2 separate regions of the Mus musculus genome follow, and region 2 is linked to region 1. Evidence: chromatin contacts called from ENCODE Hi-C data. All regions are on one chromosome and are shown on one strand. The core of a region is the stretch at or near the end of the contact, and the rest is flanking DNA. Distances in the headings are between cores, read along the strand shown.

What was found. Hi-C counts contacts between places; a loop is a spot of excess contacts on that map.
Region 2: a map of T-helper 2 cell shows a loop between it and region 1 (4-fold over the local background). The contact joins the promoter of Cd82 here to the promoter of Slc35c1 in region 1. A Hi-C loop is called at or near these places in 2 of 37 maps with a recorded cell type or tissue (T-helper 17 cell and T-helper 2 cell).

What each region holds. Positions count from the first base shown.
Region 1 is chr2:92,457,537-92,463,747 of GRCm38, forward strand. It overlaps Slc35c1 (solute carrier family 35, member C1), which reads right to left and starts at 2,258. Exons shown (of 2, transcript NM_211358.2): 1 at 1,131-2,258. The coding sequence starts at 1,662.
Region 2 is chr2:93,458,901-93,465,111 of GRCm38, forward strand. Cd82 (CD82 antigen) reads right to left here and starts at 3,602. Exons shown (of 10, transcript NM_007656.5): 1 at 3,430-3,602. The region is part of intron 2 of Gm10804 (predicted gene 10804); the gene reads left to right.

The DNA.
Region 1 (6,211 bases), core at 1,008-3,507:
GGCCTCAGAGACACCAGGGACATCTAAATAGGCCAAACAAGACGAACTAAAATCCAGAGCAGGTACAAATGAAGGTTGCTTTTCGTTCATTCAGGACTCTGAGGGGAAAGATGCCCTGGTCTCTGTAACCCAGCAGCCACTAAATTCATTCAAAGTGGCAAACATGTTCCCTAACACATGCTGTCCAAGCCAAGAGGCCCTTGCTCCATGTGACTGCCGGGCACTGAAAAGATGTTGGCGGAATCAGGACATAGTGGCTGCCGTTAAGGGGCCGGATGCTTCAAAGTTCCTGGGCTTTCATTTAAAAGCACATTTAGACTGTAGTGATAGTGTTGGTTTTCATTGCGCTAACTCCCAAGGGTCAGGAGCAAAGCAGACTGGCTTGAAACACAGGCCAGGGAGTATGACCAACTGGGGACTGCGTCCCAGACTATCTGCTTCTTAGTTGTGGGGCTGTGGCAAGGAGCGCAGCCTCTCCGAGCTGCAGTTTCACAGAGATGCCGCCACTCAGAGAGCTTATGGGTACAATAAAGAGGATGCTACAAGTGTAATGATCAGCACAACGCTCCTATCGGTAATTAATTACTTATGGTCACATCTGAGAAGGTAGTTAAAGCCTCTTAAAGCACACACATATTGACTGGACCACTGAAATGGCTCAGTGGGTAGAGGTACTTGTGCCAATTGTGATGACCTGAGTTCACCCTTGACCTCTTGAGAACAGTGGTGTGTTGGTCAAGAGTGTAACCTATGGAGGTAACTGCTTATGTGCAAATTTCTGCTACGTCAGTGATTACCTGTGTGATCCCAGCTACTTAGCTTCTCTGTGCCTTGGGTTTCTCTCCATAAAACGCAGCTATATTATACCTTGTAATGGGGATCCGTTACATTAACATGGCTCAAATGCTTAGCTAGATCTGAGTGTCTGGCTGGCTTTGCTGTAGTGTCTGCCTAACATTATTATGTTCACCTTGGCTGGATCCCTAACTTACTGAGTCACAGTAAGGAAGTTATTTGTTCTCTACAGGTCTCTCCCTATGACTGGTGGTGCAAAAGACCTGGGACAGATAATGAGTAATGTGGTATTGATCTTTACGATTCCTGCTCCCCACGCCCCCAGTCCCACTCACCAATGATGACGCCGCAGGTGAGCAGGGCATAGAAGGAAGTGGTCTGTTTGAGCAGCAGGTAGGAGAGAAGAACGTTGAACACGGTGGTGAGCGAGCGTCCCACGTTGTAGAAGGGCACCCCTACGTACTTGAGGCAGAGGTTATTGAAGGTTATCATGCCGATAAAGACCACTGACAGCGGCAGCACACTTCGGGCCACCTTGAGGTCCAGGTTTAGGGTGGGGAAGTCTACCATGCCGGGGCAGCAGGTGGCCAGAGTGCTGAGGCCCTTGCACAGCAGTGAGGTCACCAGGCATTGGTAGAAGGTGACAAAAATGGGGGTATCCAGCTGCAGGGAGGGGCTGTCCAGCAGGTACTTGTTGAGGAATACCATGGAAATGGAGGTGACCCAGTAGAGAGAGACCACCAGCGCGATCTGCAGAGCCCGGAGCAGAAATGGCTTGTTCCCGCTCTCTGACTCCTCGGAGACAGCAGAGACTCCAGTCAGCGCCATGCGCAGGATCCTGGACCGCTTCAGAGGCGCCCTGTTCATGGTGGCAGAAGAGCTGGGTCACCTTACGGCCAGAAGCAGTCCCTGGACTACAGGGCTTCAAGCAGCTAGGGTCTGTGGCTGCAGCCTTCAACTGTCACATGGGATGACCTATCGGTCCCCTCCTTCTTGGATGAAGTTCTGCTTCCGGATTTGCCGAGGTGCACCGCTCCTCATCTTGCTCGCTCCCGGGGCGGGGGAGGGAGGTGGTGTCACGAAACAAGACCCAGGGAAGGGAGAAGGGGCCTAACTAAGGATGTGGGCTTTGACAGCCATGGCCAGTTTGAGGACAGGGGACACGTGAGTCGCAGGGAGAAAGGAAGCGAGAGAGCGAAGGAAGGACGGAGCGGAGGAGGAAATAACTGGACGCGGACCGCGTGGGAAGCATGGGCTGCGGGAACCCCCGGAAGCACCCGCAGAGCCGAAAGGAGGGCGTGCTGCAGGGAGATCACCGAGGCTCAGGAAGGCGTCTCGAGGGACACGGACAGGGGCCTGACCGGAGCAAGGCCCTGCGGTTGCCACGAGCCGAATTCAAGTTCCGGCTCAGCGACGCGGGTCCCGGGCCACTTACCGAGCAGGGCGGGCCCTGCGCGCATTTCCTGACACGCCTACGAGCCGCCTTAAAGGGCCAGCTCGCAGGCCGTTGCCACTTCCCGCGGCCGTCAAGAGCTCCCCGGCAAGTCTGCACCTATGCCCACAGACCTGCCCTCTTCTTCCGGGAGTCCCCGGAGATCAGGGAAGGGTTTGCAAGTGCTATAGCCTCTCCCATTTTCTGGAAGGTTCTGTCATTCTCCCCTCCACCCGCACTATCTTTTCCCCTGATATCTTCAGATCGACCAGACTCGGTCAGGTGCATCTTCACCATCTACCCAGAAAATGGAATACCACCTTTCTGCTTAGGGAGACCCCCCCCCTCCCTCCGCCCAGCCCTTGCGCCCGGCTCCCCACCGTTGCACCTCCCTCGTCCCTCGAGCTCAGGCCACTCGGGAAGACCTTGTTGCAGTCCTCTCCTTTTTTCCTACCCCTATTTTCACCGCTTCCAGACCTAGTCAGGACATGAAGTCCCGGAGATCCAAGCAGCACTTCCAGAGGCGAGAAGCCATGTCACCTCCTCCAGATAAAGTCCATTCTGGATGCCCAGACCAAAGCCTCTGAGCTTCTCAATGCTGTATCCCCTTCCCGGGGCCCTTTCCCTTCCAGAACGTACCGTCCGTCCACCCGACTGGGCTCTGGTGTCCTGGCTGATGCAGGGACCTGGTGCTCACCCTCGGCGGTGCCCTCGGGTGCACCTGCAGCACCACCCTCGGCTGAACTTGCAACGCTGCCCAAGCCGCGCCCCCAGTACGACTTCCTGCCACGTCGGGCTTTGGGCAAGGTGGGGCGATTACCCACGGGAGCCCATCAAGAAAGCCTCTTTCCTTTATCTAAGGTCAACGCCATCTCCCACCCTCCACCCCAGCTAGCCTGGGACTCCTCCATTCTGTTACTGTCGTTTGGCGCATCCCTTGACAAGATGCATCTTTGGCCCTATGGGTCCAAGCTGGTGCTTCCAGAAGGGCGTGGTTGGGAGAACTGCGGATGCCGCCACTCCCCTACGAGAGTACCCTTCTCAGTCCCGGGAACCAGGCTTGAGTGGGCCATTAGCTCCAGGTCTTTTACACCTGGGCATCTGGAAGGGCTGACTTTTCTCTGGTTTCTCCCTAGCACCATTGTTGGACAGGCAAGTTTGCCCTAGGTTGAGCTGGTTTTATTATGGAAATGGCTAACACAGTGGGTTCCAGACTTATTGCTTATGTGGTTGGTTATAAAGATGTCTCGCTTAAAGTATTTCAATTACTATTTTATTAGTAGGGCCTGATGGTAAAGGGCTTGTAATCCCAATTGAGATAGGAAGATCAAAAGCTCAGCCGCGCAGTGGTGGCACACGCCTTTAATCCCAGCACTTGGGAGGCAGAGGCAGGCAGGCGGATTTCTGAGTTTGAGGCCAGCCTGGTCTACAGAGTGAGTTCCAGGACAGCCAGAGCTACACAGAGAAACCCTGTCTCGAAACACCAAAACCAAACCAAAACAAAAAATGTTCAAGGCCTGTCTGAGTTACAGGATAAAATTCAAGGCCAGCCTGGGCAATTTAGTGAGACTTGTTTCAAAAAGGGGGGCTTGGGCACACATACCTAGACATGAATAAAGGGTTGGAGATCAAGCTCAGTGTTATATAGCTCAGTGTTAGAGTGCTTGCCTGGGATGCACAAGGTCCTGGGTTCAATTCCCAGGACAGCAAGGGAAGAGGGGTGGGGAATCAGTACTGATTTGTCAAAATATAAAATTGAAACACATTTAGCTATAGATTTGCTGGTTTTAATGGACAGCTCCACTTCTAGGGGAGACAGTGATTGTCTCTTTCAGAGAACATGGGGGGAGAGCACCTCCTGTGTGCCTGACCAGGGGCTGCATGTGAGGTAGCTAAGCAAAGGTATTAGAGTGTTTTTGAGATCACTGTTGTTAGTATTCCGTCTAAGCTCCACCCCACAGTTACCTGGCAATAGCCAGGTAGGCCTGGCACACTATAAAAGGGGCTGCTTGCCCCCTCCTCCCTCTCTTGCCTCTTGCTCTCTTGCTCCCTCTCATTCCCTATTTCCTTCTCCCTCTCTCCACGCCATAATGGCCGGCCTGTACTTCTCTACTCTCTCCCTCTCTCTGCCTCTACTACCCTCTTAACTCCCTTCCCCATGTCCTGAATAAACTCTATTCTATACTGTACTATTGTGTGGCTGGTCCCTCAGGGGGAAGGGATGCCTTGACACGGGCCTGGCAAGGCACCTCTGTTCCCCATACTTAACCACACCCCATAGAACATAGTCTTATATCTCTCTATCTTTTTATAAATGCATCAACTGTCTTATCCACAGCATTCTGTCCTTCCGGAGAGGCTTTTAAGTTACTCTGGGGGGCCTGCCGCTGGAAGAGGGAGCCCTCACAGACAACATTGCTCAAAGGACTTCCTACGCTCAGGTTGCACGGAAGTTAGACTCCAGACATAATTTATCAGCCATCTTACCAATCTCATTTGGAGCATTTTCCAGAAAGGAGTTCTTACAGTTGGCTTAGACAATTGTGTTGAAATTCCTGGGTGTCAGCCAGGGGGAGACCAAACCAGGAGACTAAGGGGCCTCTGTCCCTGCTCATCAGTGTCCTCTCACTGTCCTCTCTCAGGAGCTCACATCCAAGCATCAGAACCACAACAGGGGATTGAACAATAGGAAGACGTTGGTTAAACAGACCAGGTGTGTGTGTGTGTGTGTGTGTGTGTGTGTGTGTGTGTGTGTGCAAGCTGGCGTTGGTCTTTAAGAGAAACTGGTCTGTTTTGAGATTATTCCTCGAGATTGCCGTTTGACTGTGCAGCATTCGGCCCAGTTGACACTGTGGTTGTTTCATTCGTGGTGAGTGCCAAGTCAGTGAGCTCAACCTGGAAATTCCAGTGTGAAGATAGAGGCAGGGGGGGCCATGGCTATCATGCCAGTGTGGGGAGTTTTAGGTAGGAGGATAGTTAGTTTTAAGCCAGCCTGGTCTACATAGTGAGAACCTGTCTCAAAACCAAAGCAATGGGGTTAGAAAGGTGGCTCAGTGGGTAAGGGTGCTTTCTCTGCAAGCATGAGGGTGCTAGTGTGAACTCCCAGCTTGTGCATTAAAAAACTGGGCACAGTGTCTGTCATTAATCCCAGCTTTGGGGGAAGGACACATACCAATGGGCCGACTGATGTCATGCATTCGTCCACATGTGTCCTCGGGATGAACTGTCTTCACAGCTCCTGCTCAGTGTGGTCCCCACTGCTTGATTCAGCTCCCAACTCAAACTGCTGCAAGTCTGGGCTCAGTCTGCATCATCTTGCATAAAGAAGCTTTAAAGTTGGGCATAAGATATGGGAGTTCTTTAAAAGAGGTTTCTGGGGCTGGGAAGAAGTTTACTTTTTGCTGGTACTTTGTCAGATACTACAACTTATCTACTCCAGGAGGATTTGCAAGTTTTTCTGTAAAGGATCAAAGAGCAAACATTTTAAACTCTGGATACTAGACTTAACATTGCTATTTTAGTATTGTAAACAAATGGGCATAACTGCATTTAAATAAAACTTTATTTATAAAAACAAGCAGTAAGCCAGCTTTAGCTTACAGGCTACAGTTTTCTTTCCATATTACGTTATTTGTCTTCTATATATTTACTAATATTACCCATATTTTAAAGCCATTGTGCTCATCTGAACTATTTACTCCTAGACTCTCTTGCAGCTAGAGGTGACCATGTGTTGTTGTGCTTTTGGACAATGAGTTGAACTGTTGTCTTTATTGCTTCCTCTCCTCCTTTCTGCCTACACTGCAGAACTGAGGTCTGGAAGGGCAGTATCTCCCTGTGACCACAAATTACAGGACAGCTTGAGGAAAGCCAAGGATGGCATATTAGAGCATAGAGAAATCCTAGCCTCTCAGAGTTTGCCTAAACTCTCTTCTTTGCTCTGAACTGCCTTCAGTTTATTGTAGGAGATAAATAACTCTATCA
Region 2 (6,211 bases), core at 2,352-4,851, 1.0 Mb after region 1:
AACTGGACAAATCCCAGCTGGACCCTGCAGGCCACTGGCTTCGGGGTTGACTCTTCTCAGTAAGACAACATCAGTGGCTGAGGGGAGGAGAGGAACAAACATATCCTGACCACTGGGCCCTGTTTACTTCTGGGCTTTCCCTTCTGCCTTCTCAGACCCAGGCTGGCTCTTTCCTGCTGAGATTAAACAGGTCACAACCCCATCCTGTCCCACAGAGGGGTTCAGGCTGAGCAGCCTGGGGTCTACCCACCCTTCCCGCCAGCGGCCTCTTGCAGAGCCAAGTCCTGACTGTTTGATGCTACTGATTATATCACAGATACAACCCACAGAGGAAGTGGGCATAATGGTTTAGAGCAGAGGTCTAGGCTAAACCTCTCGACAGGAGAGGTTTAGGAGAACCAGCAGGCCTCAGACCCTTTAAATCCAAAACCATGCTCAGGGCTTATGCTGCCGGGTCAGGTGCCACTCCCCCCACCCAATGTATGATGATCTGACCCTGTTTGGCCCTCTAGGGAAAACGGATTGGTCCCCACGGTGGAGGGAGTTGCCAACCAGTGGGAACTTCCACTTCTAAAATAAGGGGCTCTCCTGCATGTCAAACTTCAGAGCAGCCTCGGGGAACCAAAATCTACCCCTTGTGGGAATCTTGTGCCCAAATGACTGACCCTTCACTCCTGCCTTTTCTGCGCTGAACAGGGAAGCCTGGGTACTTTTCCTTCCCATCCTGATCAGACACTCACTGCTAACTGGCACAAGCTCCCTGACTGGTCCCAGACTCCACTCCTTCATGGTGAACATAGGGTGTTCTTGAAGGCCACATCCTGTCACTTAACAGCATTCACCCTCCCTGTGACTACCACCCACTTAGTGTGGTCGCCTTCTGAGCCCTGACTGTGCCCCATGGGCAGGGCATAGCTGGATTCCACCACTTTGGGCTGTCTGCAGTTCCTAACCTGTGGCCTCCTCTCACCAAAAGTCCCTTAGACTTCCCAGGTCCTCTACCCCTGCATATCTAGCACACGCAGTGTCAAGCTTTGGACCACTCCCCTGCCCTTTTTAGGCACCTCACTTCCCAAAACACAAGGCCAAGCTTTTCTCACTGGCATTCTGAGCCCTTCTGGAGTTTATCCTTCCTACCGTGTCTACTTTAATACTTGGAGAGCCCAGCCTTAGCTAGACCAGTGGCTCTCAACCTGTAGGCTTGACCCCTTTGGGGTTAAAAGACCTTTCACAGAGGATGCCCATGGGCATTGGAAAACACAGACACTTACACTACACTTAACAGTAGTAGAAGTGTAGCTATGAAGTAGCAATAAAAATCATTTAATGGTCGAGGGTCACCATGACATGAGGAATTGTATTAAAAAGTTGCAGCCAACTGTAGGAACCACCGAGCTAGACCAGTAACCCAGCCATTTCTCAAGATCTCCATTAAGAAGCTGACCCTGCTTTTGAGCATCTCCCTCTGTTCGAAAGACCTTCTGGCCCACCTTTCTGGTCCTTAAGGCCCCAAAGGTTCCTCTCATCCTTCCTTCAAATATCTTCTGTCACATCCCTGACTCAAGCCCCTTTCCAGACGCTGAGTGACCGAAGGGTATGGGCCATCGTTGTGCCATTGCTTGGCATTTCACGTCACAGAATGGGAGTGGTGGTGGGAGGGTGCTGTACACACCAGGCACAGTTGGTGCTGAATGTCTTCTTCTCCTGAGGGTGCACCCTCCTCACTGCAGCAAAGTCTCATCTAATGCCACCGAAAGGCTGACAGCCATGGAGCAGGCCAAAGATTAATCAGGGCTGGGGAGTCCAGGCAGAAAGTCCTGCTCAACTCTAAAGCCCATCCCTGCTACCCACTCTGATTCCCCAGAGATTCCTCACATATTCTGTGCCCCCCACCACACACAGTCTTTTCCACGTGGTCCGGCGGCCTTCAGCCAGGCTTTCCAGAGTACTTTCCAGCTGACTCTACAGCAGGGGCTCATCTCCCACCAAAATGCAAGGATTTCCCATGGGGCACCTTCCATATCTTCTGTGCCCAGCCCTGCTCATGCAGACCATGTGCCCTTCCTACCGTAAACTTGCAGTGAAACAGCCCATACCAGCCACTAAAGCCTCATAGACTACTGGGACTTCCCCTGAGCTAGCCCAAGCTGTGAGAGAAACTTCCCCAGGAGGGAGATGGGTTGGGGAGCCTCATAGCACCTCAGGATGAGGATAATGCTAGGCCCATGGACTCATTAAGCAGTTTTTTTTACAAGGGGGTGGGGGTCGTTTAAATTCAATACCCATCATCTCCAAGCTATGTTAGGGACTCAGGCCCTCCTTTGTCTAGGTAACACATTTCCTGACCCACAAAAGAACAAGATGACGTTGATGGCTGGTGTCAGTTTCTGACTCTGATGAGGTCAGGGATGGGACAGCTGCAGTTACCCACAAGCCTTCCAAACCAAGCCAAACCCCAAAGATGGGTTCATTTCCCAGAAGGAAGACAGCACACCACCTGCTCACTGACATCTCAGGAGCTTTGAAGTGAGGCTTCTGGGCACCCAATGGCCTGTCAGGCATGGTACACATAGTTTCACTTAATTCTTGCTACTACTGTTTGGCCATTGCTCCCCAAGTTACAGATGAGGAAACTAAGGTTTGGAGGGGAGTGGAATCCAATTAGGCTGAATCCCAAAGCCTAAATCCTTGGCACAGCCAGGACCCAGGACACACCCCACCATCAGAAGTGGAGCCCCTTCTGCACAAATACCTAATCCCTGGCACAGCAAGGAGCTCTCTTGGGTTTGGCTAGATTCTGAGCAGGTTTGGAAGGGTTTCCCCTTCTTCTCCCTATGCACCCCAAGAGAGAGTTTCTTCTGCTGCTATCCCTCCAGGCTCCTCTTCCAAACCAGCTCACCTGGAAAAGTTTGGCTAGGTTTCCACTCTTAAGTCCACCCAGTTCAGTGGTGCGCTCAGAACGTGGAAGGAGGAAAAGAACGGAAACTGCCTTGCTTTGGATTTGGAGTTCCTTCCAATAACCCAGGGCAACTTAAATCGTTTCTCTCAGTGACATTTTGCGGAAGTCGCTGAGGTCTAGCTACGCAATCTGAAAGCGAGTGTACTCACACACCACTGTGACTGTCACCTGTTAGCCCTCACATTCCGCTCGGAAGCTCATCTCAATCAACTTCCTCCTTCTGGAACCGGAGGAGATCTGGACTAGGGGCAGGGACAGGCCCGGGGCCACAGGGCTGGTGTGTGGGGCAGCCAGAACTAGGGAGTTCGGGACTCGGAGGTGAACGACCCTTCTCAGCTACTAAGTGCTCCAGCCTGTTACCTGTTGCCAAGCGGGCCCCACGGGCTTGGCGGAATGGGTCCTGCTAGGAAATCCGGACAAAGCTAAGTTTGCTTCCGATTATCCTGTCCCCTCCCCCAGGCTTCTCTTACCTGGTGCCTGGGTTCTGGCTACGCGCTTTAAGTCCCGCGTCTTCAGCTGGCGCCCCAACCCGAGTCTGACTGCGCAGCTTGGCTCTGTCCCTCCGTTTTCCCCCGCCACCCCCTCCCGAAGTCAGTCCAGAAGCTCAACGGCCTTGTCAGGCCACGCCACGCCCCCCAAGACCACGCCCTTGACACGCCCCCTATACAGTTCCCCTCTGGGCCCTGCGGGAGGTAGCACCAGGCTCCGCCCACCACAGCCTCCCGGTTCAATCAAACGGCCACACCCCTTAGCACAACACTGAGCTGGCTACCCTTTGCCAACCCTCCAGCTCTGCCCAGCCCTGCAGCCTGGTTCCAGCTCCAGATTAGAGGCGAGGCCACGTACGCGCCTTGCTCCGCCTGCTTTGGGCCTCCAGGGGATAAGGCCGACCTGGGACCCCAAGTCTGCCGCTCCAGTCTCTTCCAGCCTTGCGGAGTCTCACCCCCTATGGTCTCCCCCATCCTTCCCACTTCCCAACTATGCCGCTGGCGGTCCTCTGAAGCCCTCCTGTTCACCCCTTTGAGTCCATCACTTTCCCCAGGGGCTCACCCTTAGGCCTCCAACTGGGAGGCAACTCCCCGGCTCCGCCCTTCCCGGGGGATTCTCTGCTCCGCCCCGAGCCTGTTCCCCTTAGCAACCTGGCTCAGGGCTATAAGCCTGGGGCCCCGACGCTGGCATTCTAGGACGGGCGTATCCTGGTGCAACCCGGGAATGGCGTGGGAGCGTTCGCGTTCCAAGACCAGGTCTCCGTGTGGAGGCGGCTGGAGCCAAGCACTTTCTGAAAATACTAACAGCTACCAGTGGTTGAACTTTTGCTCAAAGACAGGATGAAAGCCAACAGCTGTTAAAACTCTGCTCTTCAGTCCCTACCACTCCTGGGCTACTTTATTTGTACCCATTTTATTATTTGCACCCATTTTACAGATGCACAGCCCAAGCTTTAGAGAGGGGAAGTCGTGGGCTAGAGTCTAACAGCAGAGTCGTTCGTGAACCATTCCAACGTCTCGAATCATACTTAATACTTGTCCTAGCTTTTCTGGATTTTGGTCCTTGAAGAAGTGGCCCAGGCCAGCCAGCTGTGGTACAGCAGGCTGGTGAAGGGGTGGCAGGAGAGGGCAGAGGGCCTGAGACCTCCATGGCTGGCTTCTTCTTTGAGAAAGTGGTCTGCCAAAGATCTCCAGATGTCTGACACATCACAATGCACTACAGACCATGGATCTGCCTCAGGCAGGTTACCAGGTTAACAAGCAGGGCCATTAACCTGTGAACTGCTGAAGTTCTTTAGCAACACATCTCACTGGCATAGCAGTACAAGCCTCTGAGGGGAGGGTGTGGATGTGCTTGCTTTACCAGTGGGGCGCTGGATGCAAGGCTGCCCAGTGGTTCTCAAAGCTGTTCTCACCCTAGAAGCCCCATCGCTGCCTGGGAACTTGTTAGGTTCATGTTTGGGGTTTGAGGCACCCAGAAACAACTCGGTGGGAAACTGCGGTGGTTTGCTTTCACAAGGGTCCCAGGTAATTCCGAGTCAGCTTTGTGGTTGAGAGCCACTGTTGGGCATAGGGTAGGCTGAGACTCACTCACAGGGCCTAGGTAGACCTAGCATCTGTGTTACCCAGGGCAAAGTAAGTGCCTTTAAGAAGGGACCCACAAAACCAAAGCCAAAGCAAACAAAACCCTAACCTAATAAAAACACATTATTGGTTTATGAGAGACAGACAGACAGACAGACAGCATGGCATGATGGATCAGGAGTTTGAGGCCAACCTTGGCTAAACAAGTTTGAAGCCAACTTGGGCTGCATGAAAAGGGAACAAACAAACAAAAGGATTAATAACAAAAATATTGTGACAGTGGCCATTGGAAATAACTTTTTATTTACTTTTGGTCTCATGTAGCCCAGGTTGTCCTCTATTTCCTGCTGCTGCTCCTCCAACTTTCTGAGTGTGGAGATGAGAAGAAATTGTATTTACCAAGAGCTCAGTCTAGTGAGGGACTAAGTCTGGGATGATGCTAAAAAAACGGAAGTCCCTGCACTTGGGAGGTAAAGGTGAGAAAGAAGATTGGGGATTCATGGTCATCCTTGAAAACGGGTTTTCTACCAGTGCGATGTAGGCCAGATTAGACCAGGTTAGACCAGATTAAAATAGATAAAGGCTACTCCTAGGCAGGTTCACCCTATCCCAAGGAAGTGGACCAGGGAAGTCACGAAGCAAGGCTCACACAAGGGGCTTTATAGGCCTTAGGTGAGGGATGACGATGCGATGCGTCAGCTAGGAGCTGGGATCATGCCCATATATGGTCAAAAGCTGAGCCCCTGGGTGGGGCACTCTTGGGTGGGTTGCCCGAAATGTAGAGCTGAGGGGTGATGAATTACGCCAGAATTTTCTCCGATCAGGTGGGGTTAAGGAAAGAGAGCAGATGGGCCAGGGTGAGCAAGGGTTCCAACCACACATTTAGCGATAGGTCCCGGGTAATGAATTAATCAAACAATTTATAAACTAAGCTTAGGAAACAGGCTAGAGAGATGGCTCATGGGACAGGAGTACTTGTTGTTCTTCCAGAGGCCCGGAGTTTGTTCCCAGGACCTAAGTTGGGAGGCTCAGGACAGCTTGCAATTCCAGCTAAGTTTAGGGTACATAAACTGCCCTTCTCAGATGCTTGTCATTTATTCCATAAGATGCCAAGATCTAACCTTGTTCCCTGACACTATGGATGCTCGAGACCCAGAGCCATAGTGAGAAAATAGGGTGC